Regions from separate parts of the Homo sapiens genome. Here region 2 is linked to region 1. The links are chromatin loops, found by intact Hi-C in ENCODE. Cell type or tissue: CD4-positive, alpha-beta T cell. All regions are shown on one strand. Links, peaks and the distances in the headings refer to the core of each region. The heading gives the core; the rest is flanking DNA. Region 1 overlaps POC1A (POC1 centriolar protein A). Region 2 holds the start of LOC105377088 (a long non-coding RNA gene).

Region 1 (2,899 bases), core at 223-2,722:
GCCATGGCAACACGCTCCCACCAAATGGCACAGGCCTGGGGCACCCGGCAGCTTGCTGTAACAGCCTCTTTGTGTCTTATTCGTTCACTCTAGATGGAAAACAAAGCACCACAACTTCCAAAGTATTTGGTAAATGAGAAGATCTTGCTAGGGTCCCTTTCCCGAGACAGGCCTAAACCTCCTCCCTCACCGTCTCCAAGCCCAGAGCTGTTCACCATGACCTAGCCCACCAGAGTCACAGAGCTCAGGACATGCCTGCCAAGCCACTTACCAGATTCCCCATGGAGCTGGCCAGTGTGGCTGGGGGCCTCGGCACTTTCGTGACTTCTCCATGATCAACAATATCAAAGTTACTCTTCCAAACCATCACCTGCCAAAACCAACAGGCACACCAAGTCAGGAGAAGAAAATCCCCTTGCCAGTCCTTCACTGAGGAAATGGGCTCAGAGGCCATGCCCAAAGTTCTGAGCCATGGTGGGATAGTGGTCCCCACCTGACACCCCAACTCAATTCCGGGACCTACCCCACCTCCCTGGGGAGCAGGCTTTGTGGACAGGCCTCAAGAGGACCTGGATGTGACCAGGATGGACTACCACGGCGTGGCACCGCCAGGCCTTCGCACTTGCTGGTTCACCTCCCTAGGGTGTCACAGGCCCGAGCTTCATGGGGTTGGCTGCTTCGCAGGCTGAAGTGTCTGCTTCAACAGCACCACCTTCTCAGAGAGGCCTTCTGTGAATGTTTATCATAGCCCTCTATTTATTTCCTTCATAGCATCAGAGTAGGGAGTTATTTAATCCCCTTTTCATTGTTTATCATCTGCCTCTGAACTAAAATAGAAGTTCCTGCGGGCGGTGGCCTGGCCTGTTACACTGTGAGAAGTGGTTAACACATGGCCTCCAGGCCAGAACACTCCTTACTGAATGGCCTAAGGCAAGGGACTCAACCTTGTGCCTCAGTTCCTGCATCTGCGAGACTGGGATAAGCCTAGTTCCCATCTCATGGGGCTGCTGTGAGGCTCACAGGAGACAGCCTGGTGGACACGGGCACACAGGAAGTACTCAGCAACACACTCGTCATCCCAAGGCTAACTCAGCCATGAAAAACACATCCTATTCCAGGTGTCCTCCTATCAGCAGGACCATGTCCCTCGGTTCCTTGAACACAGCTGAGGGAGGCACCTGGCTGGGGAGCAAGAGCGCTCCCTGCTGGAGGCTGCTGGCCATGCATGACGGTGTGCTTCCAGGGCCACTTCCAGGATGGCTGGCTTGGGTGTCACAAGAGAACTGGGGAGTGTGTGGCCAGTGGTCACCTGAGGCCACAGAAAAACCACCGTATCCACACAAGATGAACACTCCATATGCCCTGGACACCATCCCTGTCTGTCAGGACGCAGCTGTGAGCCTCGTTCTTCAGGAGGCTCCTCACCACTGTCTGAGCAGCTCCACTGTTTCCTCTCCCAGATGGATGGCGTCTAGGGTCGTGCACATATCACCTTAGAAACAGAATGTTAGCACACACACACCCTTGTTTACAGGGTCTTCATGTCACTGCAAATCTAACTGCTGAATAAATTCCTAACAGTAGAGTGGCTATCATGAATGCAAATAGACAATGCCAATGTCACTCTGAAAAAGCTCAGAGTAGATATTAAACAGGAAGCCTGGGAGCTGATGGCAGCGCTGCTGGACCTACTTTCCACCAGGCTGCCTCTCCTACTATGTCATTTGATTCTACCATGACTCTATTTACTGTGTGAAGTTACCAGTTTCCCTGTCTTCTAAGCAATAAGCCAGGCTTCACGCTCAGGGAAGGCTCAGGAGTCACTTTTGCCTTCCTCCTCCCTCGTCTGCTAGAGCAGGACTGGTGCTGGTGTGGGAAGATGCCTGCTGTCTCTAACCCAGGCTGTGGTCAAAGAGCCTCCAACTACCCTCTGCCTTACTGGAAGAGACTCAACCAAAATTGGTAGATTTGGCTGAGACCAGGACTCGTATAGGCCAATAGGACTTTTCTAGGCTGAGCAGCCAGAACTAAGAGACTGGGCAGTAGTGGAATAAACATTCTCGGCCATCCATCAGGTCAACAGTGGCACAGAACAGCCACCCTTTCCTCCTTTCCTCATCAGGGGCTGTGGTTCTCTGGACAAGAGGACCATGCGGACACTGGAGAAAGACTGCTGATGGTTAGACTCTTCAGTGCTCCTGGCCTCCCCAGTGCCAGGGTCTGGACTAGGCCCCAGAAGCAGGGTGCCTGCCAGGAGACAGGTCATTGGTGGTTAGCAGTCAGGGCACAAGGCACCAGGGCTGACAGGCTGAAGCCTCAGAGCAGAGGGTGACAAGGTGGGATAGGACCTCTTCACAATGTCCTCTCTCTGCAGCCAAAAATACTGAAAATGCTGACCCCTCAAACAGTGTCCAAGGGGGCTGGGAGCAAAGAGCAGCAGATGACAGAGCAGAGGCTCCCAGGGCAGGAGAATGACTCTGAAGTGAGACAGGCCCCAGTACCTGCCCCAGCTCTAGCATCTGCTGGGACTTAGTTTCCTCATCTACCGCACGGGGAGATCAGAGGGCCTCATCTCCCACATGGAGATGTCACGAGAATTAAATGAGGTATGAAGCTCTTGTCACATTGGCCATATTCCCAGGCCTAAAGTAAGATCATATTAATAATAATCATTATCTATTTATTTGGAATCAGGAAAATAACTAAAAAACCAACTTTTCACGACAACCATAGCCCAGCCTCCTTCCACTAAGCGCTAGCCTGAGCAGTGAGGATTCTGAGATGCAGCCATGAGGTCGGCACCTGCAGGAGGCCCATTCTGGAGTGGCAAGGCCCCTGGATCTGGGCAACCCCACCCCAAGCGCCATCAGGGCCTTTTTAGTCGCTGAAAGCCACCAAG
Region 2 (2,899 bases), core at 176-2,675, 86 kb before region 1:
ACATTCCAAGTCACTGAATTTCTCTGGGCCTCCGTCTCTATACTTACAGTCCAGTGGGAACCTCGTGGAGGAGTTAGAAGCGCTTCTGTCAAGTCTTCACCTTGGAGCAGTGGTTACTGCTAGCCGGGGTACCTGGGAGGGAGAGTTCTTCTGGCAGGGGAAGCATGGCTGAGCCCACTGGGCACTGGCTGGAGTCCCGGGACTCCCCCAGCCCAGGGTCAGGCTCAGACTGCAGCATTCAAGGAGCCCTGCTGCCAGAGGAAAGATACCTGAGGCCACCTTCCTTCTGGGCCTGACCCCTGCGTCTCTCTGCCCTCTGTTCCCTGAGACCCAGTGCCAGGGCAGAGTGGCCTAGCACCCTGATCCTCCCAGCCACCCGCAGGGTCACCAGACGGTGTCCCCCATCTTCAAGGCAGCATTTCCATCCCCCCTGTCCTCCAGCTGGGGCACACTCCACAGTGGCTGCTTGGACAGCCCCTGACGGTGCATCCCCAGGGCTCTTCCCCCAGCAGGGTGAGGCACCAAAACTCACCCCCAGCCCAGAGACTGCGGGGCGTTGAGGGGTGCCTGAGAGCTACTGCTCCCATCCCCCAGCAGGCACAGCCCAATACCAGCTGCTCTCATCCCCCAGGGCCTGGTGGTTTAGACAAGTTCCCCCACACCTGAATTGACAGGTCCCTTTATGATCCCCATTTAAATGAGGCTCAGAGAAGGGAAGTACCCTGCCCAGGGGCATACAGCTGATGCCCTCTGAGGGTGAGATTGGAAACCAGTCTGACTGAAAGCCAGACTCTCAACTGTGCCGCAGAGCTCACCCCACTGGGATACTGCCATATGTGATGCTCACCACCTGGCTCGGCTGTGTCCAGAGCTTGCTTTTTTTTTTTTTTTAATACAGAATCTTGCTCTATTGGTTGCCCAGACTGGAGTGCAGTGGTACAATCATAATTCTGTGGCCTCCACCTCCCGGGCTCAAAGGATTCTCCCGCCTCAGCCTCTAGAGCAGCTGGGGCTGTAGGTGAGTGCCACCACACCTAGCTACTTTTTTTTTTTGGATTTTTTTTTTTTGTAGAGATGAAGTCTCACTGTGATGCCCGGGCTGGTCTCAAACCCCTGAGCTCAAGCAATCTTCCCACTTCAGTCTCCCAAAGTGCTGGGATTACAGGTGGTTTTCAGAGTTTTTGTTCATCAGAGGTCTCTGATCCTTACCACAGCCCTTGGGGAGGGGATGCACTTACTGCCTACAGGTGGCAGCTGAGGCCCAGAGACCGAAGGGCTGGATCACATACCGACCACTCACCGACACCGGGTGCCAGTGGACTGACACCTATACAGAGGGAGGTGCTCAGGAGGTTCAGGGGTGGAGACTGCTGGGCTGGGGGAAGGTGGGAGGAGGGGGCTGGGCTGCAAGGGGCTTTCTGCCTATGCCAGGCACTATCCCAGGCTGCTGCACTTTCAGCAGCCCCAGTATTTTATTGACTGAGTGGCAAAAAAGCTTTCAGCATAAACAGTGCCGTGTGAGTGTGGAACAAGGTCTGCTAGGCTGGCCTTTCGAAGCCTCCCTCTATGAGGGCCCTGACACCTGCCCCAGCTACAGCCCTGGCTAGCCTTGCCATCAGAGCATCATTGTACTTTCCTCAGAGTGCCTCTTCAGCAGAGGACAGAGTCTGAGGGACAGAGTAGGATCCCCTCCCAGAAACCCTCAGGACAGGCAGGGTGACTGCTGGGGGCCTGCTGGTGTATTCTGCCTAGCAGGTATGATGCAAGAACTTACAGTATCTGGACTGCCAATAGCCCTTTACAGGAGTCCAGCCAGTGTGTAGATGGGGAGACTGAGGCCCAGAAAGGCCAGGGACCTGGCTGCGGGCCCACAGCCCTTCGGGAGCAGAGCTGGAGTCAGGATCCAGAGCCTCAGCCTCCTGGCCCCGCCTAGGAACACTCAGGTCAGCTGTGCTTCGCCCTCAGGCCCCAGCAACCACCTCTGCCTAGTACAGCCCAGCTCAGGCAGGTGCTGGCCACCTTAGGGCCTGAGCCTGGGGCAGAGGCTGGAGTTGGCTATGTTGGAGCTGCGGCCCTGCCCTGAATCCAAAAGTTGCCTGAAGCCCCATCTCTCCTCCCATCACTCCCTGACGGCAGCTGCCGCAGATCATCTAGGGATCCCAGACAGGGCAACCCCCAGTGTAATGAGGCCAAACTCCCACTTCTCTCCCAGACATCTTGGGGTAGCCTCGACCTCGCTGTTCCTTGGATGGACACAGTTCAGCGGCTACCTTGAAACTGAAGGAGGTCAAAACTGGGCTCAGAGCTGAGGCTTTCCCCTTCTGCTGGGGGCTCGGCACCTAACTCTCTCACTGGGTCTTGGGCTTGACTAGGCTCGAGGAGGCTTTAGGCACCAAGGACTCTGAGGCTGGGGTGTCAGCAACACTGGCAGCTGGGACAGAAGGGGCCCTTGGCCAGGTCTGGACGAGAGAGCACCTGCTTCTACCCCCCACTGCCTGATGTTGGCCCAGGCTGAGCCCAGCACCCTCAAACCAGGGGAGCAGCCTCACCCCTACCATGTGCTCCTGGCAGCCTCTGCCAAGGAGCCCAGAGAGAGGGTGACAGGGCAGGCACGCTCTGGGGAGGCTGGGCTGGGCATTTCTTGCCAGCAAGTGCCAGGGCTTGAATCCCCTGAAGGGGTGAGTCTTTAGCTTTAGTCAGAGGAAGTGAGGCAGGGCAAATGGGCAATGTGTGTGTAGTGCTGCCGACCTGGCAGCGACCATGCCTGCGGGGATGGGCAGCCGTAGGGACTGCAGAGCAGGCCTGGCCCTGCAGGTCTCCGGCATCCATGCAGCCATGTCTGCCCTCAGTGGCTGTGTACTGCCCAGTACCCAGGGCGGTCACCCTGAGACCAGGCCCC

Evidence for each region. Peaks named below come from ENCODE experiments on the same cell type or tissue, not always from the same donor. Only the 100,000 strongest peaks of a DNase experiment are listed, where the experiment ranks them.
Region 2: it touches region 1 in a loop (4-fold over the local background); 5 of 110 quality-filtered maps call a loop at or near these places.

Annotation. Positions count from the first base shown.
Region 1 is chr3:52,122,108-52,125,006 of GRCh38, forward strand. POC1A (POC1 centriolar protein A) reads right to left here. Exons shown (of 11, transcript NM_015426.5): 9 at 272-370. Among named protein-coding and RNA genes, the nearest start is that of POC1A, 31 kb to the right of the region's middle. In CD4-positive, alpha-beta T cell, for the core only: CTCF peaks have their summits at 1,213 (motif pointing left) and 1,412; a DNase peak (open chromatin) is centred at 1,204.
Region 2 is chr3:52,035,751-52,038,649 of GRCh38, forward strand. LOC105377088 (a long non-coding RNA gene) reads right to left here and starts at 128. Exons shown (of 3, transcript XR_940839.3): 1 at 48-128. In CD4-positive, alpha-beta T cell, for the core only: no CTCF peak of the experiment used is centred there; a DNase peak (open chromatin) is centred at 1,271.